Regions from separate parts of the Homo sapiens genome. Here region 1 is linked to region 2. The links are chromatin loops, found by intact Hi-C in ENCODE. Cell type or tissue: HepG2. All regions are shown on one strand. Each heading gives the region's core, and the rest is flanking DNA. Links, peaks and the distances in the headings are about the cores only.

Evidence for each region. Hi-C counts contacts between places; a loop is a spot of excess contacts. Peaks named below come from ENCODE experiments on the same cell type or tissue, not always from the same donor. Only the 100,000 strongest peaks of a DNase experiment are listed, where the experiment ranks them.
Region 1: it touches region 2 in a loop (2.9-fold over the local background); 6 of 110 quality-filtered maps call a loop at or near these places.

The regions. Positions count from the first base shown.
Region 1 is chr4:39,986,608-40,002,370 of GRCh38, forward strand. No RefSeq gene overlaps it. Among named protein-coding and RNA genes, the nearest start is that of PDS5A, 17 kb to the left of the region's middle. RefSeq lists enhancers at 3,358-4,055, 12,228-12,732, 13,370-13,883, 13,884-14,399, 14,400-14,913. In HepG2, for the core only: no CTCF peak of the experiment used is centred there; no DNase peak of the experiment used is centred there; H3K4me3 peaks cover 172 bases.
Region 2 is chr4:40,037,996-40,053,758 of GRCh38, forward strand. It overlaps the pseudogene LOC344967. Among named protein-coding and RNA genes, the nearest start is that of N4BP2, 11 kb to the right of the region's middle. In HepG2, for the core only: no CTCF peak of the experiment used is centred there; a DNase peak (open chromatin) is centred at 8,496; H3K4me3 peaks cover 411 bases.

The sequences.
Region 1 (15,763 bases), core at 4,251-12,250, 51 kb before region 2:
TCACAAGGTCAGGAGATCAAGACCATCCTGGCCAACACGGTGAAACGCCCTGTCTACTAAAAATACAAAAATTAGGCCTGGCGCGGTGACTCACGCCTGTAATCCCAGCACTTTGGGAGGCTGAGGCGGGCGGATCACAAGGTCAGGAGATCGAGACCATTCTGGCTAACACGATGAAACCCTATCTCTACTAAAAAATACGAAAAATTAGCTGGGCGTGGTGGCAGGTGCCTGTAGTCCCAGCTACTCGGGAGGCTGAGACGGGAGACTGGCATGAACCCGGGAGGCGGAGCTTGCAGTAAGCCAAGACTGCGCCACTGCACTCCAGCCTGGGCAACAGAGTGAGACTCTGTCTCAAAAAACAACAACAAAAAAAAATTAGCAGAGCATGGTGGTGGGTACCTGTAATCCCAGCTACTTGGGAGGCTGAGGCAGGAGAATTGCTTGAACTCAGGAGGCAGAGGTTGCAGTGAGCTGAGATCAGGCCATTGGACTCCAGCCTGGGCGACAGAGCAAGACTCTGTCACAAAAAAGAAAAAAAAAATTGTTTTCTTCATGTAAAATCTCTTTTATCTGAGCTAATTTGAGTACATTTCTGATGTTAACCACCAAATATGACCTAATTTAGAATGAATAATTGATTGGACTTTATGAAATCTTAACCAAGATTCATGAACCCACCTGTACTGGGTTGAATAGTGCCCCACGACACACACACACACATACACACACACACACACACACACACACACACAAAATTCATGTCCACCTGGAACCTCCTAATATGATCTTATTTGGAAGCAGCATCTTTGCAGATGTAATTATTTAAAACAAACTCATACTGTATTAGGGTAGGTCCTAAATCCACTGACCAGCAGTGTCTTAATAAGAAGATATGAAGACACACAGGGATGAAGTCCCATGTAGGGATGGAGGCGATGATTGGAGTGATGACTGCAAGCCAAGGAATTACAAGGATCACCAGCAAGCACCAGAAGCAGAGAAAGAGACAGGGATTCTTCCCTCGAGGCTTCAAAGCGAATATAGCCTTGTTCACACCTAGACTTTGGACTTCTAGCCTCTGAAACTGTAAAAGTGTAAGTTTCTGTTGTTTTAAGCCACCACGTTTGTGGTGCAACAGCAGTCCTATGAAACCAATACACCAGCCATATGCAAAAATTGTTTTGGCTGGGTGCGGTGGCTCATGCTTGTAATCCCAGTACTTTGGGAGGCCAAGGTGGGGGGATCATGAGGTGAGGAGTTTGAGACCAGTCTGGCCAACATGGTGAAACACCATCTCTATTAAAAATACAAAAATTATACAGGTGTGGTGGCGGGTGACTGTAATCCCAGCTACTCGGGAGGCTGAAGCAGGAGAATCGCTTGAACCCAGGAGGCGGAGGTTGCAGTGACCTGAGATCACGCCATTGCACTCCAGCCTGGGTGACAGAACGAGACTCTGTCTCAAAACAAAAACAAAAACAAAAACAAAAACAAAAAAAAAGAAGGAAAAAAACTGTCTTAAAGTGGGATAGTTGGTAGCCATAAGAAAGCAAAAACATTTACCCTCTGAGAGACAAATGTCACTCTCATGTTGACCTAAACATTTGCTTTTGAAGGAGAACTGTGAAACATCTATACAGCTGTAAACAACAGCTTACCTGATTTCTACATTTTTTTTCAATTGTGTTAACTTTGTGAGCATAAATCAATTTCTTTATTTACTCTTCTTTAAATTTTAGGTGGCCGCGCGTGGTGGCTCACGCGTGTAATCCCAGCACTTTGGGAGGCCTAGGTGGGTGGATCACGAGGTCAGGAGATCAAGACCACCCTGGCTAACATGGTGAAACGCTGTCCCTACTAAAAATACAAAAAAATTAGCCGGGCTTGGTGGCGGGTGCCTGTAGTCCCAGCTACTTGGGAGGCTGAGGCAGGAGAATGGCGTGAACCCGGGAGGCAGAGCTTGCAGTGACCTGAGATCACACCACTGCACTCCAGCCTGGGCGACGGAGTGAGACTCTGTCTCAAAAAAAAAAAAAGTAATAATAATAATAATAATAATAAATTTTGGATTCGGGGGTACATGTACAGGTTTGCCATAAGAGTAAATTGTGTAATGATAAGATTTGGGCTTCTATTGATCACATCACCCATACAGCGAACATAGTACCCAGTAGGAAGTTTTTCAGCCCTTTTCCCTCTCCCTCTCTCCTTTTGGAGTCCCTACTGGCTAGTGTTCCCAGCTTTATGTCCACGTATATTTTCTCATTTTCTTTTCTTTTTTTTTTTTTCTTTTTGAGATGGAGTTTCGCTCTTGTTGCCCAGGCTGGAGTGCAATGACACGATCTTGACTCACTGCGACCTCTGCCTTCCGGGTTCAAGCGATTCTCCTGCCTCAGTCTCCCAAGTAGCTGGGATTACAGGAGCCCCCCACCATGCCCGGCTAATTTTTTTTTTTTTCAGACGGATTCTCACTCTGTTGCCCAGGCTGGAGTGCAGTGGGGCCATCTTGGCTCACTGCAACCTCCTCCTGGGTTCAAGCAATTCTCCTGCCTCAGCGTCCTGAGTAGCTGGGATTACAGATGCATGCCACCATGCCCAGGTAATTTTTGTATTTTTAGTAGAGACGGGGTTTCACCATGTTGGTCAGGCTGGTCTCAAACTCCTGACCATGTGATCCACCCACCTCAGCCTCCCAAAGTGCTGGGATTACAGGCATAAGCCACCGCACCCAGCCCCCTAATTTTTGTATTTTTAGTAGAGAGAGGGTTTCATCATGTTAGGCTGGTCTTGAACTCCTGACCTCAGGTGATCCACCTGCCTCAGCCTCCCAAAGTGCTGGGATTACAGGCATGAGCCGCTGTGCCCATCCCATTTACACACATTCTTATGCAATAGAACAATATGCAAGCAAATATTTAAGTAATTATGAAACTAATGTGGAAAAACTGCAAAAATGGAACTGTTGTATGGCAGACAGCTCTACCAAACCTTAGCTTCAAGTGTTGATTTGTCATTTTTCAGCTATGCAAAAGTCCAAACTAAAGTTTTAAAAGCAGTTTAAGAATGGAAGTATAGGCTGCACGTGGTGGCTCACACCTGTAATCCCAGCACATTGGGAGGCTGAGGCGGGCGGATCATGAGGTCAGGAGTTCAAGACCAGCCTGGCTAACATGGTGAAACCCCCGTGTCTACTAAAAATACAAAAAATTAGCCGGATGTGATGGCAGGCGCCTGTAGTTACAGCTACTTGGGAGGCTGAGGCAGGAGAATTGCTTGAACCCAGGAGGCAGAGGTTGCAATGAGCCGGGATCACACCACTGCACTCCAGCCTGGGTGACAGAGCAAAACTGCGTCTCTGAAAAAAAAAAGAAGAAGAAGAAGAATGGAAGTATAGGCTGGGCCCAGACTCTCATGCCTGTAACCCCAGCACTTTGGGAGGCCTAGGCAGGCGGATTACCTGAGGTCAGAAGTTCAAGACCAGCCTGGCCAACATGATGAAACCCATCTATACTAAAAATACAGAAATCAGCTAGGTGTGGTGGCGTGCGCCTGTAGTCCCAGCTACTTGGAAGGCTGAGGCAGTAGAATCGCTTGAAACCCGGAGGAGGACGTTGCAGTGAGCCGAGATGGCGCCACTGCACTCCAGCCTGGACAACAGGGCCAGACTCCGTCTCAAAAAAAAAAAAAAAAAATGCCGGGTGCAGTGGCTCATGCCTGTAATCCCAGCATTTTGGGAGGCCGAGGTGAGCAGATCATGCGGTCAAGAGATTGAGACCATCCTGGCCAACATGGTGAAACCCCACCTCTACTAAAAATACAAAAATTAGCTTGGTGTGGTGGCACGCGCCTGTAGTCCCAGCTACTTGTGAGGCTGAGGCAGGAGAATTGCTTGAACCCAGGAGGCAGAGGTTGCAGTGAGCTAAGATTGCGCCACTGCACTCTAGCCTGGGGACAGAGCGAGACTCCATCTCAAAAAAAAAAAAAAAAATGGAAGTATATAATGAATAACCGAGGTTGTGCAAAATTGAAAGGACAAAAGTCAAGGAAGTTACTTTGTTTTGTTTTGTTTTATTTTGTTATTTTGAAATGGTGTTTCACTATCACCCAGGTTGGAGTGCAGTGGCATTATCTCGGCTCACTGCAGCTCGGACCCCCAGGATCCAAGCAATCCTCCCACGTCAGCCTTTGGAGTAGTAGCTGGGACTACAGGCACTCACTAGGATACCTGGCTTATTTTTGTATTTTTTGTAGAGACAGGGTCTCACTAGGTAGCCCAGGCTGGTCTCAAACTCCTGAGCTCAGATGATCCACCCGTGTTGGCCTCCCAAAGTGCTGGGATTACAGACGTGAACCACTGCTTTCTCCCTACCTGTTTTTCTTTTTTTGAGGAAGAGTCTTACTCTGCCCAGGCTGGAGTGCAGTGGCGCAATCACAGTTCACTGCAGCCTTGATCTCCTTCCTGAGCTCCAGCAATCCTCCTGTCTCAGCTTCCCAAAGTGCTGGCATTACAGGTGTGAGCCACCGAGCCCAGCCAAGAGAAACACTTTCTATTATTTATAACCAATCAAATGTCATTATAGGCCGGGCACAGCGGCTCACGCCTGTATTCTCAGCTACTTGAGAGGCTGAGGCAGAAGAATCACTTGAACCCAGGAGGCAGAGGTTGCGGTGAGCCAAGATCATGCCACTGCACTCCAGCCTGGGGGACAGAGTGAGACTGTCTCAAAAAAAAAAAAAAAAGTTGTTATATAATACCCAGCAGATTGTTAAGTACTTGAACTTCAAATTTCTAGTTTAACTGGAAATGTAACCAAATTAGAACTGGTAGCCAACACTATTTGACTTGTCTGAGAGATGTGCCAAGGATTTGCGCAACTTTTGCCTTATGAAGTTTTCCAAGTAATTATAGAAACTGCACAGTTCTTGGAATGTGGGCTACCTAGATAAATACTGTTTTGGGAAAACTCTACAGGGTTCAGTTATGCAGAGACTTGTCTAGAGACTAAAGAAAATTAAGCAGAGTCTGCAGGAAATTTAAGGACTAATTTCACTTTCTAATCATAACTGAGATATATCATAATTTTCAGGATACACGAAGTTTCTTGTTAATTGAATTATTTGATAAATTAAATCTTAACCAGAAAACTCCTTTTCTTTCCACTCTTTTGGAAATATTTCTAGAATACATCAGTTATTTTTTCAGTCCTTAGAAAGCACAGGATAGGCTGGGCACAGTGGCTCACACCTATAATCTCAATGAGATAAAGTACCTAAAAGTGCTTAACACAGTGCCTGGAGTATAATATGTGCTTAATAACTGTTGTCTACTATTTTCTTTTTCTTTTTCTTTTTTTTTTCAAGACGGAGTCTCATACTGTTGCCTGGGCTGGAGAGTAATGGCACGATCTTGGCTCACTGCAACCTCCGCCTCCCGGGTTCAAGTGATTCTCCTACCTCAGCCTCCAGAGTAGCTGGGATTATAGTTGCCTGCCACCACACCCAACTAATTTTTTGTATTTTTAGTAGAGACAGGGTTTTACTATGTTGGCCAGGCTGGTCTTGAACTCCTGACCTCATTATCTGCCTGCCTCGGCCTGCCAAAGTGCTGGGATCATAGGCGTGAGCCACCGTGCACAGCCTACTATTGTTAATATTGTTCATATTATTGCCATTATTGCTGTTAGTTCTCTTTGGTTTCTAGGAGCAAAGGAAATGAACTTAAGCTAGCTTAAGCAAGGAAAAAAATGTATATATATATATATATAAAATCATCATCATATGTATAATAATGATAACAGGGGTGCTTCATGGAACCCAAGTAAAATTACAGCTAGACTTCAAGAAAGGAGTCAGGTAAGAACTGAAAGATGGTATCAGCAATACATTCTACTCCTAATTTCCCTCTCAACATCTCCTTCATTCTTTTTTTTTTTCCGAGACAGAGTTTCACTCTTGTTGCCCAGGCTGGAGTGCAATGGCATGATCTCCACTCACTGCAATCTCTGTCTCCTGCGGTCAAGTGATTCTCCTGCCTCAGGCTCCCAAGTAGCTGCGATTATAGGCATACGCCATCATGCCAGGCTAATTTTTGTATTTTTACTAGAGATGGGGTTTCACCATGCTAGTCAGGCTGGTCTCAAACTCCTGAACTCAGGTGACCCACCCGCCTTGGCCTTCCAAAATGTTGGGAGTACAGGTGTGAGCCACTGTACCCGGCCCTTCATACTTTGCTCTTTAAAAAGAGCTCCTTCTTTGCTTTTCAGTCCACATGACATGCAGTAGAGAATCACCTCTCATCTTTTGTTTGCTTGTTTGTTTGTTTGTTTTGAGACGGAGTCTCTCACTGTCACCTGGGCTGGAGTGCAATGGTGTGATCTTGGCTCACTGCAACCTCTGCCTCCCAGGTTCAAGCAATTCTCCTGCCTCAGGCTCCCGAGTAGCTGGGATTACAGGCACCAGCCACCAAGCCCCGGCTAATTTTTTGTATTTTTAGTAGTGATGGAGTTTCACTATGTTGGCCAGGCTGGTCTCGAATTCCTGACCTCGTGATCCGCCTGCCTCGGCCTCCCAAAGTGCTCGGATTACAGGCGTGAGCCACCATGCCCAGCCTTGTTTGTATTTTTAGTAGAGACAGTGTTTCACCATGTTGGCCAGGCCAACTCCTGGACTCAATTGATCTCCCTGCCTCTGCCTCCCAAAATGCTGGGATTATAGGTGTGAGCCTCCACACCCAGCCACCTCTCATCTTCTGAGTTTACATAGCCTACATCTTAGATTAGCTCAGACTAAACTAGAATCTCTTAGTCCAAATAAGAAATGCCAAGGACAACAAATGGAATTCTTTTTTCTTTTTCCCATAGAACTTACCATCTAGAATACAAAATAATTTACTTATTTTTTTTTGATGATTTATGGTTTGCCTCTCCAGATGCGCATGCCTTGTTTAATCAACTGGGGCCAAGTGTGCAGGGTCATGTCTAAAACGTGAAGTGAACCACCATTAATGAATTGGGAAACGAGTAACAATTTTCAGAGAAAGGAAGAATCATGCACCAGATATATCCTCCAAAAGATCTCCACCAAAGTTTTATTTCCGTTAAAGTTAGTGCCAACTCGGTGTTCTTTATATTACACACACCCAACATTCACAATAAAAATAAAATCTCTCTCAGCATCACATTTAATTATTTAAATGAAATTTTCAGAGTTTGACTTTTTAAATTCTTTTTTTTTTTTTTGAGATGGAGTTTCACTCTTGTTGCCCAAGCCGGAGTGCAATGGCATGATCTCAGCTCACTGCAACCTCCACCTCCTGGGTTCAAGCGATTCTCCTGCCTCATCCTCCTGAGTAGCTGGGATTACAGGTGCAAACCACCAAGCCTGGCTATTTTGCATTTTTAGTAGAGACGGGGTTTCACCATGTTGGCCAGGCTGGTCTCGAACTCCCGACCTCAAGAGATCCACCCCCCTTGGCCTCCCAAAGTGCTGGGATTACAGGCGTGAGCCACCAACCCAGGCCCACTGTTCACATTTTAACAAGTAATCTTTAATATATATTTATAGATTCAAAATTAATAATACAGCTGGGTGTGGTGGCTCAGACCTCTAATCTCAGCCCACTGGGAGGACAAGGCAGGCGAATCACTTGAGGTCAGGAGTTGGAGACCAGCCTGGTCAACATAGTGAAACCCTGTTTCTACTAAAAATAGAAAAATTGGCTGGGTGTGGTGGCGCATGCCTGTAATCCCAGCTACTTGGGAGGCTGAGGCACCAGAATTGCTTGAACCTGGGAGGCAGAGGTTGCAGTGAGCCCAGATTGCACCACTGCACTCCAGCCCGAGTGACACAGCAAGACTCCACCTGAAAAAACAACAACAAAAAAAAAAAAAAAAAAAAAAGAAGAAGAAGAAGAAGAAAGAAAGCTATTACTCATAAGAAACTCCATGGCTGGACCATGATCTGCATCCCTGAGTCTGTCACAGTTAGTGTTGCAAGACAGACTTATTCCTCCTTGTGTGCCATTCCCTTTCTGGGGTATTTAGCACATGCCATGGGGAACAGAAGGGATATTTGGCAATGTGACTAAATGCAGGGAGAGAGACAGACAGAGACTGTTTTTGAATATTAACAGAGAAGGGCAGTCTTTTCAATGTGAACAGTCTGATTGTATATACACCATGGATAGGATTGATACACTCCCGATCTCATCTAAAGTGGAGCAGAGCTGAATGGCTCAAGCCTGTGCCAAATGTAGAAAAGAGATAGGATCCTAGGGAAAGGGTGCAAGTCTCTGTCATGGAGGGAGGAGAAAAGAAAGAGAAGATCCCAAAGGGAGATTGTATATTTGTGGGAAAAAAGAGGCGTGGCCATGTAGGGCAGCTCAATGGACCTAAATGAAGGTGTCCTAAATGGACCACTGCCCATTAAGGATAAATGGGAAAGCTGATATGAAAAGAATAGAGGAACTCTTTCCGAACTCTTACTTCCTTGGTACTTGGAGTTGGGAGCTCTGACACTAACTTGAAGCAAGGGACTATTATGTACATTCTGTAAGAATGAAGCTCTGTGGGGGCAAGGATCTTTATTTTGTTCACTCATGTATCCTAAGTGCCTGGCACCTATAGGTACTCAATAAATATTTGTTCAATTAAATAAATTATAGATTGTGTATATATGCTTGACTGGCTAACAGAGGGATTGTTTTATATTGGATTGTACCACCTCTGCATTTCCTATTCAGAGCATAATTCTGATGTTTCGTTAGAAATCAGCTGGACGTGGTGGCTCACGCCTGTAATCCCAGCACTTTGGGAAGCTGAAGCGGGCAGATCACAAGGTCAGGAGATGGAGACCATCCTGGCTAATATGGTGAAACCCCATCTCTACTAAAAATACAAAAAGTATCTGGGTGTGGTGGCGTGTGCCTGTAATCCCAGCTACTCGGGAGGCTGAGGCAGAAGAATCGCTTGAACCTGGGAGGCAGAGGTGCAGTGAACAGAGATCACACCACTGCACTCAAGCCTGGTGATAGAGTGAGACTCCATGTCAAAAAGAAAGAAAGAAAAGAAACCAACTAGTAAGGCAGGGCGCAGTGGCTCATGCCTGTAATTCCAGCACTTTAGGAGGCAGAGGAGGACGTATCACTTGAGGTCACAAGTTCAGGATCAGCCTGGTCAATATGGTGAAACCCCATCTCTTCTAAAAATATAAAATTTAAAAAAAACAAAAAAACAAAAACAAAAATTAACGAGGCATGGTGGTGCATGCCTGTAGTCCCAGCTACTGGGGAGGCTGAGGCAGGAGGATCACTTGAACCTAGGAGATGGAGGTTACAGTGAGCCAAGATTGCACAGCTGCACTCCAGCCTGAGCAAGAGAGCTGAACTCTGTCACAAAAAAAAAAAAAAAAAAAATCAACCAGCAGGGCTGGGCGTGGTGGCTCAAGTCTGTAATTCCAGCACTTTGGGAGGCTGAGGCAGGCAGATCACTTGAGGTCCCAAGGTACTGGGATTACAGGAGTGAGCCACCCCACCCAGCCAGATGGGTTTTATTTAACCCTATATATCTTGACTGACTTTCCAACCTGACTCTGGCATAGAATTACCAGATAAGGAATAAAAGTATTTTTATTTTTATTTATTATTATTATTTTTTGAGACGGAGTTTCCCTCTGTCGCCCAGGCTGGAGTGCAGTGGTGCAATCCTGGCTCACTGCAACCTTTCTGCCTCCCGGGTTCAAGCAATTCTCCTGCCTCAGCCTCCCGAGTAGCTGGGATTACAGGTGCCCGCCACCACGCCAGGCTAACCTTTGTATTTTGTTTTTTCTTTAAGACAGAGTCTCTCTCTGTCGCCAGGCTGTAGTACAGTGGCGCGATCTCAGCTCACTGCAACCTCCGACTCCCTGGTTCAAGAGATTCTCCTGCCCCAGCCTCCCAAGTAGCTGGGATTACAGCAACGCACCACCACGCCCAGCAAATTTTTGTATTTTTAGTAAAGACGGGTTTTCACCATGTTGGCCAGGCTGGTCTCAATCTCCTGACCTTGTGATCCACCCACCTCGGCCTCCCAAAGTGCTGGGATTACAGGCGTAAGCCGCCGCACCAGGCCCGGCCTTACTTTTTTATTTTTAGTAGAGACGGGGTTTCACCATGTTGGCCAGGATGGTCTCAATCTGTTGATCTCATGATCCGCCTGCCTCAGCCTCCCAAAGTGCTGGTATTACAGGCGTGAGCCACCGCGCCTGGCCAGAATCAAAGTATTTTACCCCAAAACATGTTTCTTTGGCGTATTTTAAAATGGCCCTGCAAAGCTGTTCTTTGTGGGGGAAATTTGCATCTGTAAAGGATCTCTATTAACGTAGCTATATCTTTTTCCTCCAGACACTCCCAATGCTAAAGAGATTAACTACGATCTGAACAGAAAACATTTGTCATCTATTGTCTCTAAGGGGAGTCACTATAAGACTTCCAAAGAACTTTGGTCTCCACAATCTTTATCTTACCCTGAACATTCCCTTTCTATCAATCTCAAATCTTTAGTCAAACTCGACCAATTGTTAACCAGAAAATGTTCAAATTCACCTATAGCCTGTAAGCGCCCCCTCCCACCCCTTTGAGTTGTCCCCCGTTTCTGGACCATAGCAATGTATTTCTTTTTCTTTCTTTCTTTCCTTTTTTTTTTTTTTGGACACAGAGTCTCCTTCTGTCCCCCAGGCTAGAGTGCAGTGAACTCACTGCAACCTCTGCCTCCTGGATTCAAGGGATTCCCCTGCCTCAGCCTCCTGCGCAGCTGGGACTACAGGTGTGTGCCACCACGCCTGGCTAATTGAGACTATCTTTTCATTCTCTATATGGAAAATAATATTATAAAATTGTTGCCCTATGAGAAGATGACCAAAGATCACCAAATTTTTGGAAAATGAGAAGATGGAAACATGGATTCTTTCATTTGACTGTTGGCTTAATCCATAAATATTTATTAGTTGCCCACTATATTTTCTTTTTTTTCTTTTCTTTTTTTTTTTTTTTTTTTTTTTGATATGGAATCTTGTTCTGTTGTCCAGGCTGGAGTGCCATGGCAATGTCTCAGCTCATTGCAACCTCTGCCTCTCAGGCTCAAGAGATTCTCCTGCCTCAGCCTGCCAAGTAGCTGGGATTACAGGTGCCCGCCACCACGCCCGGCTAGTTTTTTTTTTTGAGATGGAGTCTTGCTCTGTCGCCCAGGTTAGAGTGCAGTGGCACAATCTTGGCTCACTGCAACCTCCACTTCCTGGGTTCAAGCAATTCTCCTGCCTCAGCCTCCTGAGTAGCTGGGATTACAGGCCCCCACCACCACACCTGGCTAATTTTTGTATTTTTAGTAGAGATGGGGTTTCACAGTCTTGGCCAGGCTGGTCTCGAACTCCTGACATCAGGTGATCCACCTGCCTTGGCCTCCCAAAGTGGTGGGATTACAGGCTTGAGCCACTGTGCCCGGCCGCCCACTATACTTTCAAAAATGCTGACAGAGGTTGGGAGTAGAACACTAAATAGATGTAAATAGTCCTGCACATCAAGGAATTCACAGTCTAAGGTGGAATAGGCCCCTAACAAGTAAACTTACCAATTATTACTTATTTATAATTAGTATAATTATGACAAAAAATAAGTGCAAGAGAGCTAACCAGAAAGATTCCTTGAAAAACAGGATGTCTAAATTGGGGTAGTAATCCAGATTAAAAGGGGAAGAAAGAATAACCTATTTTGGGGGAATAGCAGAACAAAAGGCTCTGAGGTAGGAAAGTACTTGTTAACTTCAAAGAACAAAAAAATAAAAAAATAAAAAAAAAGGCCGGGCACAGTGGCTCACGCCTGTAATCCCAGCACTTTGGGAGGCCGAGGCAGGCAGATCACGAGGTCAGGAGATCGAGACCATCCTGGCTAATACGGTGAAACCCCGTCTCTACTAAAAATACAAAAAAAAAAAAAATTAGCTGGGCGTGGTGGCGGGCGCCTGTAGTCCCAGCTACTCAGGAGGCTGAGGCAGGAGAATGGCGTGAACCCGGGAGGCGGAGCTTGCAGTGAGCCGATATCGCGCCACTGCATTCCAGCCTGGGAGACAGAACGAGGCTCTGTTTCAAAAAAAAAAAAAAAAAAAAAAAAAAAAAAAAAGCTAGCGTAGCTACTGTGAAAATAAATTTAAAATCTAGCATGTTGGAACTGTAAATTATTTTGAGCCTTAAAGGAGAGAGATTATAAGGCCTGAATCATGTGACAGGCAGCTGTTACCTAGGCAACTAGAAACTTTGTTTCTCTGATTATAGATTATTCTTATTCCTTATCTACATTGTTTTTAAAATACTGCAAAGGACTAAAAGGGCCAGGGCAGACCTCTTCCCTCTTCACAGTTAATCTTCATTATAGATTAACTTCCCTCTTACTTTTCTCACACAAAGACTTCATGGCTATCACATCCTCTTAAGATGGAATGTTAAGTACATTCTTTTAAATTGGAAAGGTAATGAAAACTAGCACAAAGAAAAGAAAACAGGCTGGGAGTGGTGGCTCATGCCTGTAATCCCAACACTTTGGGAGGCCAGGGTGGGCGGATCACTTGAGGCCAAGAGTTCCAGACTAGCCTGGCCAATACGGTGAAACTCCGTCTCTACTGAAAATACAAATATTTGCTGGGTGTGGTGGCAGACCACCTGTGGTCCCAGCTACTTGGGAGGTTAAGGCAGGAGAATTGCTTGAACCTGGGAAACAGAGGTTGGAGTGAGCCAAGTTTGCACCAGTGCATTCCAGCCTGGGCAACAGAGTGAGACTTTGTCTAAAGAAAAAAAAAAAAAGAAAAGCGGCCGGGCGCAGTGGCTCACGCCTGTAATCCCAGCACTTTGGGAGGCCGAGGCAGGCGGATCACGAGGTCAGGAGATCGAGACCATCTTGGCTAACATGGTGAAACCCCGTTTCTACTAAAAATACAAAAAATTAGCCAGGCGCGGTGGCAGGCGCCTGTAGTCCTAGCTACTCAGGAGACTGAGACAGGAGAATGGCTTGAACCCGGGAGGCGGAGCTTGCAGGGAGTCGAGATCGCGCCACTGCACTCCAGCCGCCTGGGCGACGAAGCGAGACTCCGTCTCAAAAAAAAAAAAAAAAAAAAGAAAAGCAAGAAAAAAGAAAACAAGCCATATGGGAAAAAAAGTAAACTATAACTAATTAAATTGTTGTAATTCATAAACCAGGCTAGTATATAAAATGTTATAATCCTACTAAACTTGTTTTCTTCTGTCTTTGTAAGAAGGAATTTAAAGGCAGGGTGCAGTGGCTCATGCTTGTAATCTCAGTACTTTGGGAGGCCAAGGCAGGAGGATCTTGTGGGCCTGGGAGTTTGACACCAGCCTGGGCAATATAGTAAGATCTCATCTCTTAAAAAAAATTAAAAACTGGCCAGGCGCGGTGGCTCACGCCTGTAATCCCAGCACTTTGGGAGGCTGAGGCAGGAGGATCACGTGAGATCAGGAGTTTGAGACCAGCCTGGCCAACATGGGAAAACCCCATCTCTACTAAAAATACAAAAAATTAGTGGGGCATGGCAGCAGGCGCCTGTAATCCCAGCTACTTGGGAGGCTGAGGCAGGAGAATCACTTGAACGCGGGGGTGGAGTTTTCGGTGAGCCAAAATCGTGCCACTGCACTCCAGCTTGGGCGACAGAGCAAGACTCTGTCTCAAAAAATAAAATAAGGCCGTGCGCAGTGGCTCATGTCTGTAATCCCAGCACTTTGGGAGGCCGAGGCAGGTGGATCATCTGAAGTCAGGAGTTCGAGACCAGCCTGGCCAACATGGTGAAACCCCGTCTTAACCAGGTGTGTTGGAGCGTGCCTGTAATCCCAGCTGAGGCTGGGGCAGGAGAATCGCTTGAAGCCGGGAGGCGGCGGTTGCAGTGAGCAAAGATTGCACCATTGCACTCTAGCCTCAGCAACAGGGCGAGATGTTGTCTCCAAAAAAAATAAATAAATAAAATTAAAATTAAAGAAAAATAGAAAGAAAGAAACTTAACTTTTAACTTTAGAACACTGACCCCATTTTCCTGTAGCCTTTGTCTCCCAAGTGGCTATTTCCAATTTTTTGCTCGAATAAAGTCTTTAAGGTGGATTCTGATCCTTTTGATTATTTCAGGTTGACACTAGTGTGCCATGAGCAATGGGAAAGTGGTGAATGAATCCAACAAGTTAATTTTGCCTGTTCTGAAACTTCATACTGTCATCCTTCAGTATCTGCTGGGGATTGGTTCCCAGAGCTGCATGGACACGAAATATCCTCGCATGCTCAACTTCCTTATATAAGAGGCCTAGTATTTGCATATACTAGATGTACCTCCTCCCATATCCTTTTTTCTGTTTTTTTTTTTTTTTTTTTTTTGGAGACGGAGTCTCACTTGGTCCCCAGGGTGGAGTGCAGTGGCGCAAAATCGACTCACTGCAACCTCCACCTCCTGAGTTCAAGGAATTCTCCTGTCTCAGCCTCCTGAGTAACTGGGATTACAGGCACCCGCCACTACACCCAGCTAATTTTTGTATTTAGTAGAGGTGGTGTTTTGCTATATTAGCCAGGCTGGTCTCTAACTCCTGACCTCAAGTGATCCATGTGCCTTGGCCTCCCAAAGTGCTGGGATTACAGGAATGAGCTACCATGCCTGGCCCCTGTCATAGATTTTAAATCAAATTTAGGTTACTTATAATAACAAATACAATGCAAATACTATTTAAATAGTTGCTATACTGTATTGAGTTTTATTTGTATTTTTTAAAATTGTTTTTCTAAACAATCTTTTTTTTGCCTTGCTATTGAGCTGTATTTTTTTTTTAATTTTCCTTTAAATACAATATTTAGGCCTGGCATGGTGGCTCACGCCTGTCATCCCAGCACTTTGGGAGTTCGAGGCAGGTAGATCACTTGAGGTCACGAGTTGGACACTGGCTTGGGCAACATGGCAAAACCCTGTCTCAACTAACAATACAAAAATTAGCCGGATGTGGTGGTGCACGCCTGTAATCCCAGCTACTCAGGAGACTGAGGCACCAGAATCTCTTGAATCCCAGAGGCAGAGGTTGTGTTGAGCCAAGACGGCACCACTGCACTCCAGCAGGCCATCAGAGGGAGACTGGGCGACAGAAGGAGACCCTCTCTAAATAAATAAATGAAGATTACACATTTTTTTTTTTTTTGAGATGGAGTCTCGCTCTGTCCCCCAGGCTGGAGTGCAGTGGCATGATATCAGCTCACTACAACCTCCGCCTCCCGGGTTCAAGCAATTCTCCTGCCTCAGCCTCCCGAGTAGCTGGGACTACAGGCACGTGCCACCACTCCCGGCTAATTTTTTGTATTTTTAGTAGAGACAGGGTTTCACTGTGTTAGCCAGGATGGTCTCGATCTCCTGACCCCGTGATCCGCCCACCTCAGCCTCCCAAAGTGCTGGGATTACAGGTGTGAGCCAAAGCACCAGGCCAGATTAAAGATTTTTTAAAATTTAAATGTACATTTATTTATTTATTTTATTTTTTTTTGAGACGGAGTCTGGCTCTGTCGCCCAGGCTGGAGTGCAGTGGCGTGATCTCGACTCATTGCAAGCTCCGCCTCCCAGGTTCACGCCATTCTCCTGCCTCAGCCTCCCCAGTAGCTGGGACTACAGGAGCCCGCCGCCACGCCCAGCTAAGTTTTTGTATTTTTAGTAGAGACGGGGTTTCACTGTGTTAGCCAGGATGGTCTCAATCTCCTGACCTCGTG
Region 2 (15,763 bases), core at 3,698-11,697:
TGGCAAAATCCAAATAAGGTATATAGTTTATAGTGATTAGTGATTTAGTAATGTTAACTTCATAGTTTTGATCATTGTACTATGCCTGTGCATGTTTTTAACATTAGAGGAAGCTGGGTGAAGGGTATATGTGAATTCTGTACTATTTTTGTAACTTTTTTGTAAGTGTAAAATTATTTCAAAATAAAAAGTTTTTTGTTTTTTTTTTTCAAGGAGAATAAAGGGTATGAGGGTGGGATCTAAAACACAGGGGAGGCTGGGTGAGGTGGCTCACACCTGTAATCCCAGCACTTTGGGAGGCTGAGGTGGGCAGATCACTTGAGGTCAGGAGTTTGACACCAGCCTGGCCAACGTGGTGAAACCCTATCTCTACTAAAACCACAAAAATTAGCTGGGCATGGTGCTGTGTGCCTGTAATCCCAGCTACTCGGGAGGCTGAAGCACGAGAATCACTTGAACCCGGGAGGCGGAGGTTGCAGTGAGCCGAGATCACATCACTGCACTCCAGCCTGGGAGACAAAGCAAGACCCTGTCTCAGTAAAATAAAATAAAATAAAAATAAAATAAATAAATAAAACACAGGGGAAAGAGTAGCCTTAGTTAGGAGGAGCTATACCTCTCCCATGGTACCAAGAAGGCTGGCAGAAGGCATGAGTGGTCCTGTAGATGGGTTTTCTGTCTTGGTGGCTGGAAGCTGATAAAGTTCTTCAATGGGGTTCATGGCTGCATTCTCAATGCCAATTCACAGGACATATCATAGAATGAGGACTGGACAAATGTTTATTGAACTGAACAGGACTGAGTTTGAAACACAACTACATTATGATTATATCATTTTTTCTACCTATGTGGCCTTAGGCTTGTTACTCATTCTCTCAGTGCCTCCATTTCCTATGAAATGGGAATATAATCCTAGTTGTTGAGGCAGAGATTAATAAGTATTCAGCCAAATCTGTTTCATTTTCTTTCTGGGCACACAGCTAAATCATACTTTCCTGCCTCCAATTCTGTTAGGCTGACCAGCACTTCACTGGCTCTGAACACATGTTTGATGAAAGAGTATAACTATTGACATGCTCCATTACAAACTTTGTTGTGTCACCAGTTCTTCCGTATCTTGATCCAAGATGACATCTTGTCTGGCCATGGAGGTGGTTAAGACTAAATGAAAATTTCCAAGAGATAATTTGTCATAAAGGATATGACTTGCTTTACACAGAACCAGCTGCTAATGACTAACCCTTCTTTAATTATGAGCCATGGAGAACAGTCATGCATTAAAAATTCCTTGACATTCGATAGACCCGGAAGAAAATAATAATTCACGGCCGGGCATGGTGGCTCACGCCTGTAATCCTAGCACTTTGGGAGGCTGAGGCCGGTGGATCACCTGAGGTCAAGAGTTCAAGACCAGTCTGGCCAACATGGTGAAACCCTGTCTCTACTAAGAATACAAAAATAAGCTGGGTGTGGTGGCGGGCACCTGTAATCCCAGCTACTTGGGAGGCTGAGACAGGAGCATCACTTGAACCCAGGAGGCGGACGTTGTAGTGAGCTGAGGTTGTGCCATTGCACTCCAGCCTGGGCAACAAGAGTGAAACTTCATCTAAAAAAAAAAAAAAAATTAGCTGGGCATGGTGGCATGAACTAATCGGGAGGCTGAGGTGAGAGAATCCTGGAGGGAGTGGGAGTCCTGGAGGTCTAGGCTGCAGTGACCCTGTCTCCATCAAAAAAAAAAAAAAGGAGAGAGAGAGAGAGAAAAGAAAACAGGAAAAATTAGACGGCCAGGCATGGTGGCTCATGCCTGTAATCCCAGCACTTTGGGAGGCCAAGGAGGGCGGATCACAGGGTCAGGAGTTCGAGACCAGCCTGGCCAATATGGTGAAACCTCATCTGTACGAAAAATACAAAATTTAGCTGGGCATGGTGGTGCGTGCCTGTAGTCCCAGCTACTTGGGAGGCTGAGGCAGAAGAATTGCTTGAACCCAGGAGGCGGAGGTTGCAGTGAGTCGAGATCGTGCGACTGTACTCCAGCCTGGGTGACAGAGCTAGACTCTATCTCAAAAAAAAAAAAAAAAAGAAAGAAAAAATCAGAAACATTTTGCTGGAATGTTTCCTCCTTTTTTGTGCCCTCGGATTCCCCCACTCAGCTAATTTGAGGACATAGGATTATAAGAAAGGTGTGAGGACTGGGGAGTGTGTTGTAGTTAGAAAATGGGAAAATTGAATTGCAGCTAATACAAACTTGCTGGCTAGGTTATAGTACCTTGGATTAAGCCTTTATGGTTTAGAATTTGAACCTCAACATTTCCAGTTTAATAACATGGTCAAGTCAGTTATATGAATGAGTTAAATGAATCCATGGATTCTCATGCCAACCAGTCTTTTGTGAGAATATATAAACCAGAATGTTAATTTGCTACCTCATAATAAGAAATGTAACCAGACAGCAGATTGTATATTCAGATTGTATATTTATCAGCCGCTTGAGATTTTTTGTTTTGTTTTTGAGACAGGGTCTCACTCTGTCACTCAGGCTGGAGTGCAATACGATCTCAGCTCACTGCAACCTCTACCTCCTGGGCTCAAGCCATCCTCCCACCTCAGACTCCTGAGTAGCTGGGTCTACAGGCGCAAGCCACCATACCCAGCTAATGTTTTGTATTTTTGGTAAAGATGAGATTTTGCCATGCTGCCCAGGCTGGTCTCGAACTCCTGGTCTCAAGTGAACCACCCGCCTGGGCCTCCCAAAGTGCTGGGATTACAGGCGTGAGACACCACACCTGGCCTGCTTGAGATATTCTTTCCTTGCAGGATAATCTACATGGGAAGCCTAGTTATCCTCAGATTTTCTGGTAAACAGGAATCTGGAGCAAGAAGAATTAGCTCGGTAATCATAAAAGACCAGTGTTATCTAATTACGATAACCGAATGCAATCATTTCAGCCTTAAGAATAGAATTGCTCAGAGAGGGTTGCTTTTTCTCTACCGCGATTTTCTTTCATGTGAGTTGAGCTGGAGTGATGCACTCCTTGCTTTCCCTTTATCCATTGTAATCCAAGGCAGAGAGTAACTCATCTGATTGGTAAATCAGGAAGAACAACTTAGGTATGCTTGCCTCATTTCCTCTCATTTCCCTCAAGAGTACACACTTCCTTTGGGATTTAAGCATTACTTGGTCCAGTGTGTTCAGTGTTGTCCAGGGCCAACTTCTTCATTAGGCACAGCAGGCAGTGCCTAGGGTCAATTATACCCATAGTGCCTAGGGTCCATGAAAATGTTTCAATTTCCTTTAAAATCAGAAGAAAAAAATTGAGGCTGGGTGCGGTGGCTCAAGCCTGTAATCCCAGCACTTTGGGAGGCTGCTGCTGTAGGATCCTTTGAGCCCAGGAGTTGGAGACCAGCCAAGGCAATATAGTGAGACCCCATATCCTTGTCTACAAAAAATTTAAAAACTGGCTTGGTGTGGTGCTATGTGCCTTTGATCCCAGTTACTCGGAAGGCTGAGGTGGGAGAATCCTTGAGCCCAGGAGGCTTAAACTGGAGTGAGCTGAGATATTGGCACTACACTCCAGCCTCCTAATGGTGCGATCTCTGCTCACTGCAACCTCCGCCTCCCGGGTTCAAGCGATTCTCCTGCTTCAGCCTCCTAAATAGCTGAGGTTACATGTACACTCTACCATGCCCAGCTAATTTTTGTATTTCTAGTAGAGACAGGGTTTCACCGTGTTGGCCAGGCTGGTCCCAAACTCCTGACGTCAAGTGATCTGCCCACCTCGGACTCCCAAAGTGCTGGGATTACAGGTGTGAGCCACTGCACCGGGCCCAAATCCTCCTATATTTTGTACTTAGCCAAAAGAAAAATGAGAAAACCCAATGACATTATGCTATAAATTATGATTGATTTCTGATTTGGAACAAGTTTTTGTTGTTGTTGTTTTGAGACGGAGTCTAGCTCTGTTGCTGAGGCTGGAGTGCAGTGGCTCAATCTCGGCTCACTGCAACCTCTGCCTCCCGGGTTCAAGGGATTCTCCTGCCTCAGTCTCTTGAGTAGCTGAGACTACAGGCGCACACCACCATGCATGGCTAATTTTTGTATTTGTAGTAGAGACAGGGTTTTCACCATGTTGGTCAGACTGGTCTCGAACTCCTGACCTCAGGTGATCCACCCGCCTCAGCCTCCCAAAGTGCTGGGATTACAGGGTGAGCCACCGAGCCCAGCCCAAGGCATGGTTTTATATATTAAAAAGTCGCTGGCCAGGTGTGATGGCTCACGCCTGTAATCCCAGCACTTTGGCAGACTGAGGCAGGTGGAATACCTGAGGTCAGGAGTTTGAGACCACCCTGACCAACGTGATGAAACCCCATCTCTACTAAAAATACAAAAAATTAGTCAGGCATGGTGGTAGAAGCCTGTAATCCCAGCTACTGGGGAGTCTGAGGCAGGAGAATTGCTTGAACCTGAGAGGCGGAGGTTGCAGTGAGTTGAGATCATGCCACTGCACTCCAGCCTGGGCAACAAGACCGAAAGTCTGCCTCAAAAAACAAAACAAAACAAAAGTCACTGATGTTACGTGATATTATTACATTCAGAGAGCAAGTTGGGATTACAAATAACATTTTTCCAGGTAAATCAGTATATTCTTACGCTTATTTTTTTTTTTGTCTTTTTTTTTCTTCCTTTTTGTGGAGAACGGGGTCTCACTATATCGCCCAGTCAGGTCTTGAACTCCTGGGTTCAAGCTATCCTCCCACCTCTGCTTCCCTGAGAGCTGGGATTACAGGCGTGAGCCATCGCGCCTGGCATAAATCAGTATATTCTTAGTTTTTTCCCCCTTATCTACATTAGTTACCTGATTAAAAATCCTGGATATTTGAGTTCTAGTTTTTTTTTTTTTTTTTTTTTTTTTTTTTTTTTTTTGAGACGGAGTTTTGCTCTTGTTGCCCAGGCTGGAGAGCAGTGGCATGATCTTGGCTCACTGCAACCTCTGCCTCCCAGGTTCAAGAGATTGTCCTGCCTCAGCCTCCTGAGTAGCTGGGATTATAGGCGCCTGCCACCACGCCCAGTTAAGTTTTGTATTTTTAGTAGAGATGGGGTTTTGCCATGTTGGCTAGGCTGGTCTTGAACTCCTGACGTCAAGTGATCCGCCTGCCTCAGCATCCTAAAGTGCTGGGATTATAGGCGTGAGCCACCGAGCCAGGCCTCAAAGCCCTTCTCGTCCTGGGTCTCCGGCACGAGCTGGGGCATGGGCAGCGACCTGCCTTCCTGGCTCAGCGACACTTAGGTGAAGACACTGGCGGCCCTGTAGCGCTTCTGAGAGCTGTCCACAACACAGTCGGCATCCACCAAGACCTCGATCTCTACGGACTTATTGCTCGTGAAGGTCATGCGTCCGGAGATGGTCTTGATGCAGCCTTTTCTGATCTTGTTGTCAAAATTAATGGCCTCCATGGAGGCTGTGACGAGGTTGGTCTTGCAGTGGCGTGCAGCCAAGATCCCGGCGACCTCGTCCATGACCTTCATGGTCACCCCTTCATGCACGAAGCTGTGCAGGGTACAGTCTGAAGGCCCCACCAGGTGGATCAAGCTGGACTGGCTGTAGCTGACAGTGTTCGGCTCTGGGTTGAGGACTGGCTGGACGATGTCCCCGTTCCTCCAGTTGGTCTCCATGCGCTCCAGCTTCTGGGTTTTGTACCGCTTCTGGCCCTCCTCCTCCTGCTCCTGCCGGAAATACACAACAGGAGGCTCTTCGAGGACCTTGTCCACGTTCGTCAGCGACAGGGGCGCATACCAGAGGGTGGCCTTATTGGTCAGCTTTTTGGCACCTGTGAGGATGTTTTCGGACATCATGTTGACCTGCACCTCCACAGAGTGCTTGGAGGTGTAGGTGATCTCCGCGCTGACGTGGGCCACCTCACCGATGCACATGGGCCACAGGAAGTGGGTGCACTCGACCCGAGCCAGAGCGGCCACACAGCGATCCCCGTTCTGCGGATTGCAATGCCGGGTGCTGATGATGGCGCCCGCCTCTTTGATCATCTTCAGGATGGTCCCGCCTAGACATTGCGGGCCACATTAGCGTCCGCATAATCCGGCAGATCTGGATGGCGGTCGGCGTCTTGATGTCTGGGCCAGACATGCTGGCAGCTGTGGCGGTGGCTGCAGGAGGGCGCAGGTGTCTGGCAGGCCTGGCGCGGAATTGAGTTTTAGTGTTGAGAAAATTAAAGTTTTGGTTGTTAAAATGATTGCAGTTTTAGCTAACTTCAATTTTAAAATTCACCAATAATAAAACTATTATTTATCAATAAGTAGAAACGAGTTAGAAAATATTCAATCCCTTCAATTCAGATGGAGAATAAACTAGTATTTTTCGAACACCTGACACATATCGAGCGTTTACTTAGGTATTTGCATCTATAATGCAATTTAATTCTTGCAACTGTCCTGGCCGGGCACAGTGTCTCAGGCCTGTAATCCCACCATTTTGGGAGGCTGATGAGGGAAGATCGCTTGGGCCCAGGAGTTCATAGACCAGCCTGGGCAACATAGTGAGATCCCCATCTCTAAAGAAAACTAAACAAAACAAAACATGTTCTTTTTTTTTCTTTTTTCTTTTTTTTAGACAGGCTGTCACTCTGTCACCCAGGCTGGAGTACAGTGGCGCGATCTTGGCTCACTGCAACTTCCACCTCCCAAGTTCAAGCAATTATCCTGTCTCAGTTTCCCGAGTAGCTGGGATTACAGGCTCTTGACACCAAGCCTGGCTAAAAACCAGTCCTTTAAATTTAGCATCCTGGCTGGGTGCGGTGGCTCACACCTGTAATCCCAGTATTTTGGGAGGCCGAGGCAGGTGGATCACTTGAGCTCAGGAGTTTGAGACCAGCCTGGGCAACATGGCAAAACCCCGTCTCTACCAAAAATACAAAAGTTAGCCGGGCATGGTGGCATGTGCCTGTAGTCCCTGATACCTGGGAGGCTGAGGTGGGATGATCCTTCGAGTTCCAGAGGCAGAGGTTGCAGTGAGCCGAGATAGTGCCAGTGCACCCCAGCCTGGGCAAAAGAGTGAGACCCTTTCTAAAACAAAAAACAAACAAAAAAATTAGCATCCTTATCCCCACTGTAGAATTAAAGAAATTGAGCCTAGGAGCAGTTAAGTATCTTTGCAGAGATCATACATTAATGGGATGGCAGAACTAAAAATATGGATCTACACCTAAGATTTAAAAGCCTGTATTATTTTCCACTTCACCATACTACTTCTGTTAGTAAAAATAACAATGATGATGCTTTGTATCTGTCTTACCTCACATAAATTATAACAAAGCTCCTTAAGGACAGGGGCCATGTCTTATACTTTTATGATATCCCTAATGAATTTTCAAGAAATATTGCTTGAATGGTATGGTTGGTTCCTGGTATTTAAATAATGTTATTCAATTTTTCAATGGTATTTCAATGATAGAAATAAATTACGCTTTTTTAACCTTAGTATTTATAATGCAATTATTCTGACTTATTTCACATGAGAGACAATTTTATCATCCAGTTTAAATTCATCTTACATAAAAAATGTGTGAACAGGCCGAACACAGTGGCTCACGCCTGTAATCTCAGCAATTTGGGAGGCTGTGGCAGGCAGATTGCTTGAGCTCAGGAGTTTGAGACCAGCCTAGGGAGCACGGCAAAACCCTGTGTCTACAAAAAATATAATTATTAGCTGAGTATGGTGGCACATGCCTGTGGTCCCACCTATTAGGAGGCTGAGGTGGGAGGATCACCTGAGCCCAGGGAGTTTGAGGCTGCAATAAGCTGTGATCATGCCAGTCTCCAGTCCAGGAGACAGAGTGAGACTGTCTCAAAAAAAAAAAAAAAAAAAAGCATAAACATATATGCAGCTTTTTTTGCTGCCATTCTGTCATTTTTTGGAGTGTATGATATTTTTGGAGCATTATGATATCATGCTTATATAAAATATATTTAATATATTTAACTTCATTTGCAGGCTATTGAACTCTAGGAGTTGCCTTATGAATACCATTCTGGGACTTTGAGGATTTTCCTAAGTACTTTCCGTCTGTTCAGTACTGGGAATAATAATATAAAATAAATAGTAAGAGGATAGTACTATCTATAGCGTTGAAAACACTGACAGAGAAATGGACTTTGCCTTCAGAAAGGTATTAGCCTCAAAGGTTTAAGTAGTCCTAGAACTTGGAAACATATATCTTTTTTCCTTTTTCTTTTTTCTTTTTTTTTTGAGTCTTGCAGAATTAGCTAGAATGGAAACCCATATTTGAATGTACTAAAATAATTATCACAAGGACTCTTTACCCTGGGATTGGTGCTCTTGCCCTGGCCCTAACGCCTTTCCTTTCAAAACAGAAACCAGACCAAACCAAACAAAAATGTCTCACACTCCTCAAACTCCATTCTATTTAGCAACATTCAGCATTTATCTTTCAGGCAGGTCATCACCAAACATTGAAAAGTCTAACTTCTTAGGCAGGGACTGAGAGGAAAGTCTAGTGGGTGGAATGTGTTACTTGGCCCCAGGCCCAGCTCATATTTTCCATGAACAAACACCACCTTAGCTTAGGGTGAATGTCTTTAACGACACCTCTGGAGCTGGCCTCCCTCAATTTAGGAGATTTTTTTTTTTAAAGTACAATCAAATTTTGAGAACCTAAATAATTTCATTACAAAGAACTTTACATTTCCTTTTAACAAGCATTTACAGAAAAATTACTATGAGGTCAGGCGCAGTGGCTCACGCCTGTAATCCTAACACTTTGGGAGGCCAAGGCACGTGGATCAGTTGAGGTCAGGAGTTCAAGACCAGCCTAGCCAACATGTCAAAAACCCATCTCTACTAAAAATACAAAAATTAGCCGAGCCTGATGGTGCATGCCTGTAATCCCAACTACTTGGGAGGCTGAGGCAAGAAAATCGCTTGACCTAGGGGTGGGAGGTTGCAGTGAGCCGAGATCACGCCACTGCATTCCAGCCCCGGTGACAGAGCGAGACCCTGTCACAAACAAACAAACAAAAACAAAAAAGAAAACCTGCTATGACAGTGAGATTTCTTTGGATGCAACTATCAAGAAACAACTCAAGTTAGCTTAGGCCAAAAAAGGAGAGATTTATTATAAGAATATAGGGATGTTTCGAAGAAACCAAGGAGAGAGATGTAGCTGGCCCCAGGAAAGGCCAAAAACAAGTTGTTGAGAGCCCAGACATTATCTTCTCTCCATCTCTCCAATATCTCTTCTCTGCTTGTTTCTTCTCTCTCGAGCAGCTTCCTCTGCTACCCTGGCCTGACGTAGAATATAGCTGCCTCCAACTCCTGAGTTAATCCTATACAAGCTCAGCAGCACAAAGAAACTGAGAATCGCAAATCTTTTATATTTTTACTTAAATGCTATTTATTTTTACACAGCAAATAGATTTTTTTTTTAAGAGATGGGGTCTTGCTCTGTTGCCCAGGCTGGATGCTCAAGCCATCCTCTCACCTCAGCCTCCAAAGCAGCTGGAACTACAGGCACACACCACCGTGCCCAGCTAATTAAAATTTTCTTCTTTCTTTTCTTTTTTTTTTAAGACCAGGCACAGTGGCTCATGCTTGTAATCCCAGCACTTGTGGGAGGCCGTGGCAGGCTGATCACTTGAGGTCATGGGTTCGAGACCAGCCTGGTCAATATGGTGAGACCTCATCTCTACTAAAAATACCAAAATTAGCTGGGTGTGGTGGTGCGTGCCTGTAATTCGAGCTACTCAGGAGGCTGAGGCAGGAGAATCACTTGAACCCAGGAGGGGTTGAACCTGGGAGGTGGAGGTTGCAAGGTGAGATTAGATTGCACTACTGCACTCCAGCCTGGGCAACAAAGTGAGACTCTGTCACAAATTAAAAAAAAAAAAAAAAAAAATTGGGGCTTGGCGTGGTGGCTCACGCCTATAATCTCAGCACTTTGGGAGGCCAAGGTGGGCAGATCACTTGAGGTCAGGAGTTTAAGACCAGCCTGGGCAACATGGTGAAACCCTGTTCTATACTAAAAATACAAAAATTAGGGCCGGGCGCAGTGGCTCATGACTGTAATCCCAGCACTTTGGGAGGCTGAGGTGGGCGGATCACCTGAGGTCAGGAGTTCGAGACCAGCCTGGCCAACATGGAGAAACCCTGTCTCTACTAAAAATACAAAATTAGTCAGGCGTGGTGGCGCATGTCTGTAATCCCAGCTACTTGGGAGGCAGGAGAATCGCTTGAGCATGGGAGGTGGAGGTTGCAATGAGGCAAGATCGTGCCATTGCACTCCAGCCTGGGCAACAAGAGCAAAACTCTGTCTCAAAAAACAAAACAAAACAAAGCAAAACAAAAATTAGCCTGGCATGGTGGCAGGCACCTGTAATCCCAGCTACTCTGGAGGCTGAGGCAGGGAGAATCGCTTGAACCTAGGAGGTAGAGGTTGCAGTGAGCCGAGACGTGCCATTGCACTCCAGCCTGGGTGACAGAGCGTGACTCTGTTAAAAAAAAAAAAAATCAGCTTGGTGTAGTGGCGTGTGCCTGTAATCCTAACTACTCGGGAGGCTGAGGCAGGAGAATCACGCAGCGAGACTCCGTCTCAAAAAAAAAAAAAAAGGGCGGGTGCAGTGGATCACGCCTGTAATCCCAGCAATTTGGGAGGCCGAGGCAGGTGGGTCACCTGAGGTCAGGAGTTCGAGACTAGCCTGGCCAACATATTGAAACCCTGTCTCTACTAAAAATACAAAAATTAGCTGGGCGTGATGGTGCACATCTGTAATCCCAGCTACTCGGGAGGCTGAGACAGGAAAATCCCTTGAACCCAGGAGGTGGAGGTTGCAGTGAGCCGAGATTGCGCCACTGCTCTCCAGCCTGAGCGACACAGTGATACTGCCTCAAAAAAAAAAAAAAAAAAAATTGGTACATTAGCCTGGCATGGTGGTTTGTGTTTGTAGTCCTGGCTACTTGGGAGGCTGAGGCAGGAGGATAGCTTGAGCCCTAGAAGTTAGGCTGTAATGAGCTGACATCGTGCCACTGCACTCTAGTTTGGGCAATAGAGCAAGATCCTGTCATGAAAAATAAATAAATATATAAAATTGGTTCAGTGAAAAGTCTCTTCATCCTCTTTCCTCTAGCCACCATTTGCTTTCTCAAAAGCAATTAATGGAGCAGTTTGTTCTATCTTCTTCTTGAGATATTCTATGTATATGTGATAAAAGCCATCCATCCATCCATCCATCCATCCATCCATCCATCCATCCATCCCATCCATCCCATCCATCATCATATCTTTCTACCTACCTACCTATCTATATTTATCTATCTTTTCCTCCTCTCCATTTTTTTTACACTAATGGCAGCATACCATACACACAGTGAGCAATATATCTTGGAGATGGTGCAGTATGAACATTTAGAGTGACATCATCCTCTTATATTGTGGCATTCTGCTCTTTTCATCTAACATACTGCATTTAACCAGTTCCCTGTAGGTGGGCATTTAGGTTTTTCCCCCATCTTTTGCTATATTACAAACAATGCTGCACATATGTAATTTAAAAATATGCTTAAGAGTAATTTGTATTTCTTTTTCTGTGAGCAGTCTTTTTTATAATGTGTCCATTTTTTACTATTGGGTCGTTAGTCTTTTCCTTATTGATTTCTACATGTTTGTATATTAGAGAAATCAGCCCTTTGTCTCCGATGTGAATTGCATTTTTTCTTGTTTATTATTTGTATTTTGATTTTACTAATGGTCTTTGTCCCAATTCTAAAATTTCCCTGGAAGAGACTAATTGGATTAAAACACCCACTCTTGGTTAACTGTGGTGAAGGAAGTAGAGTGATTTTTCAAAACCCTGGAGTCTGGTCCTGTAGAATTGGGGGAAGAGGGTACAACTGACTAGGAAATTGTAAGCTAGGAAGGTACCCTAAAAGGAGTTTAGTACATTTCAATGTGTAAGGTATGTTTTCTAGTTACTGTGGATACATATTTTGTCTAGGGGAAGAGAGTTCACAGTTTTAGCAAAGATACAGACCAACAAATAATCATCACTGCAATTAAGAGAAGTACACAGACATTGCTGTGGGCATAGAAGAAATCATTCTCTTTGGGAGGCCAAGGTGGGAGGATCACTTGAGCCTAGAATTTGAGACCAGCCTGGCCAACATGGTGAAACCCTGTCTCTATGAAAATACAAAAAAATTAGCCAGGTGTGGTGGTACACACCTGTAATCCTAGCTACTTGGGAGGCTGAGGCAGAATTGCTTGAACCTGGGAGACAGAGGTTGCAGTGAGCCAAGATCATGCCACGGCCCTCCAGCCTGGGTGACTCTCAAAAAAAAAAAAAAATAAAATAAAATAAATAAATAAATAAACCGTTCTATTTGGGGCATCCAGAAAAGCTTTACAGGATAAAAGGGCATTTGGGTTGGGTTGTAAACACAAATGAAAGTGAATGACTAGGTTAGCCAATGGTTCAACATCCCTGGAAAGGATGTATTGTGAGGTGTGTGATTGTCTCAAATAGAGGAGTAATATAACTGACAGAAGAATGTTAGCAGGTATGGTTACAGGATGTATAGTTTCCCTATTGGCAAGTGATAGGCAAGTGATATGAAAACTTGGCTGGGTGCGGTGGCTCATGCCTGTAATCCCAGCACTTTGGGAGGCCGAGGTCGGTGGATCACCTGGGGTCAGGAGTTTGGAGATCAGCCTGACAAACATGGTGAAACTCCGTCTCTACTAAAAATACAAAAATTAGTCAGCTGTAGTAGCAGGCGCCTGTAATCCCAACTACTTGGGAGGCCGAGGCAGGATAATCGCTTGAACCCGGGAGGTGGAGGTTGCAGTGAGCAGAGATCGCGCCACTGCACTCCAGCCTGGGCAACAGAGCTAGACTCCGTATTAAAAAAAAAGAAAAAGAAAACTTACAGTTACATAAAGCTGGAGCTCCCACAACATGCTTACAGACAAGAGGTATGGCTTCCCGTAAAGTTTCTCACGAAGACACAGAATTGTTGTTGCTATCACACTCAAAGAAGGAGGATTATCCTGGGAATAAGGAAGCTATCCTTGGCATTATCCAGACTTTTTTTTTTTAATACTGTTTTTGCCAATCCTATCTCCACCCTTTCTTGTCAAGTTTGGAGACTGCCTCATGCCTGTCCATTCATGTACAGAGAAACTGGGTAAAACAAAGGTCAATTTCTCAAGAGCATTTCTCAGGAGACCTACATTTCAGGCTTATTTGAGGTCATTTTTGCAGGAGTGGCAGCATTTGGAAGCAGAGGTGAGGGGGTTTGGATTTTATCTTCAAATATGTAGACAAGTGTTTCCTCCAAAATGTGATATAAAATCACATGTCCTGGGATACTCTCTATGAATAAAGGATTTGCGGTCAAGTAAGTTTGGAAATATTTACTAGTATATCCTTTTCTTAGAGTTCCTAGGCACATTGGCATATTAAAAGCTCTGAGAATTTATTCAAAGAAAAAACAGAGTGCAATGAGAAGCCCTTCAGTTTAAAAGCAATGCATAACTATTTATCCCTATTGAGAAAAGCTAGTAGAAATTAGAGGAGCTGTGAAGTTTGTGAGAGGAGAGAGACACAATCAGATTTGGTTTTTCATAAAGTTTTCACTCAGACTGGAATGCCATTGATATTTATTTTTAGAAGTTATCTTTTTTTTCTTTTCCTTTTTTTTTTGGAGACAGTGTCTCACTCTGTTGTCCAGGCTGGAGTGCAGTGGTGCAATCTTGGCTCACTGCAGCCTTCACCTCCCAGACCCAGGTGATCCTCCCACCTCAGCCTCCTGAGGAACAGGGACTACAGGCACATGCCACCATGCCCAGCTAATTTTTGCATTTGTTGTAGAGATGGAGTTTCACCATGTTGTCCAGGCTGCAAAAGTTATCTTCTTTTGGTAGATTTTCTTAGTACCCTATTCCTTCCTTTAGGATATTTGTTTCCTTATTATTATTTTAACAGCCTTTATGCTTGCCTTTTTTTTTTCTTTTTTTTGAGACAATGTCTCACTTTGTTGTCCAGGCTGGAGTGCAGTAGCGCGATCTCAGCTCACTGCAACCTCTGCCTCCTGGGCTCAAGTGATCCTCCCACCTCAGCCTCCCAAGTAGCTGAGACTGTAGGTCCATACCACCACACCTAGCTAATTTTTGTATTTCTTGTAGAGATGGAGTTTCCCCATGTTGTCCAGGATGGCACCTTTTATAGATAAATAATTGCACTAAGAAAATTACATTTTCTTTATGATTGAGTCCACTAATATCTGTGAGTAATAACTACTATTTATTAAGCCTCTTTTATGTACATTTATTATTTTAATTAATCAGAATGTAGCTTTTATGAATGCTATTTGAGAGATGAGAAAACTGAGTATTTGAGAGTTTAAGTAATTTTCCCAAGGTCAGAGCTTGATGCACCCTGGGTTGAGTGTGGTAAAGAAATCTTACATAAAGATAAAACCCATTGATATTTATTTACTTTAGATAATGGCAATATTATCTACTATTCGGTTTCCACTAAATTTAAAATGGAAAAACACAATAATTCCAGCATATGTTGGTCCTACTTTCTTTTAGTAAAGTTCTTGCAACAATACTATTCTTTTTTTTTTTGAGATGGAGTCTCACTCTGTCACCCAGGCTGGAGTGCAATGGCACGATCTTGGCTCACTGCAACCTCCACCTCCCGGATTCAAGCCATTCTCCTGCCTCAGGCTCCTGAGTAGCTGGGACTACAGGCAAGAGCCACCACACTCAGCTAATTTTTGTATTTTTGGTAGAAACGGGGTTTCAGCATGTTAGCCAGGCTGGTCTCCATCTCCTGACATCGTGATCCGCCCGCCTTGGCCTCCCAAAGTGCTGGGATTACAGGTGTGAGCCACTGCGCCTGGTCAACAATACTATTCTTAGTTGGGAATGAAAACAGTGTCATTAGCCATTATGTAGAAGAGGAAAAAATCCTGACACAGATTTTCTTGATTTGCCATATGTCTTGTCATAGAGTGATGCTCACTTATTCTTTCACTCAGTAAACATTCATGGAGTGTTTATATTGCACAAGGCTGGGAGTCTGACAATGAGGAATACAAGGCTGAATGGGAAACTTCAAGGCATTGATGACTTAGTAAGGGAGATTATAAACACATGAATAATTAAGTGGAATGCTTCAAGTCATAATCCAAGTATAGGAATACAAAGGTGGCATAGATTATTAATATTTTTGGTTGGAAGGAAATCATACCTATGTTCTAAACATAAACACAGACAATCATGTTTAGAATTTAGCTGTTACATAGACCAAAGTTGGACTTAGGTAAATATAAAAGGTTTACTTTTGACGACTTGGCAGTTTTTTTTTTTTTTTTTACAAAAATCCAAGACATTTCCCAAAATATAAACTTTTTTTTTTTTTTTTTCTTTTTTTTTTTGAGACGGTGTCTGGCTCTGTCGCCCAGGCTGGAGTGCAGTGACACAATCTTGGCTCACTGCAAGCTCCGCCTCCCGGATTCACACCATTCTCCTGCCTCAGCCTCCCGAGTAGCTGGGACTACAGGCGCCCGCCACCACGCCCAGCTAATTTTTTGTATTTTTAGTAGAGACGGGGTTTCACCGTGTTAGCCAGGATGGTCTCCATCACCTGACCTCGTGATCCGCCTGCCTCGGCCTCCCAAAGTGCTGGGATTACAGGCGTGAGCCACTGCGCCCGGCCCAAAATATAAAC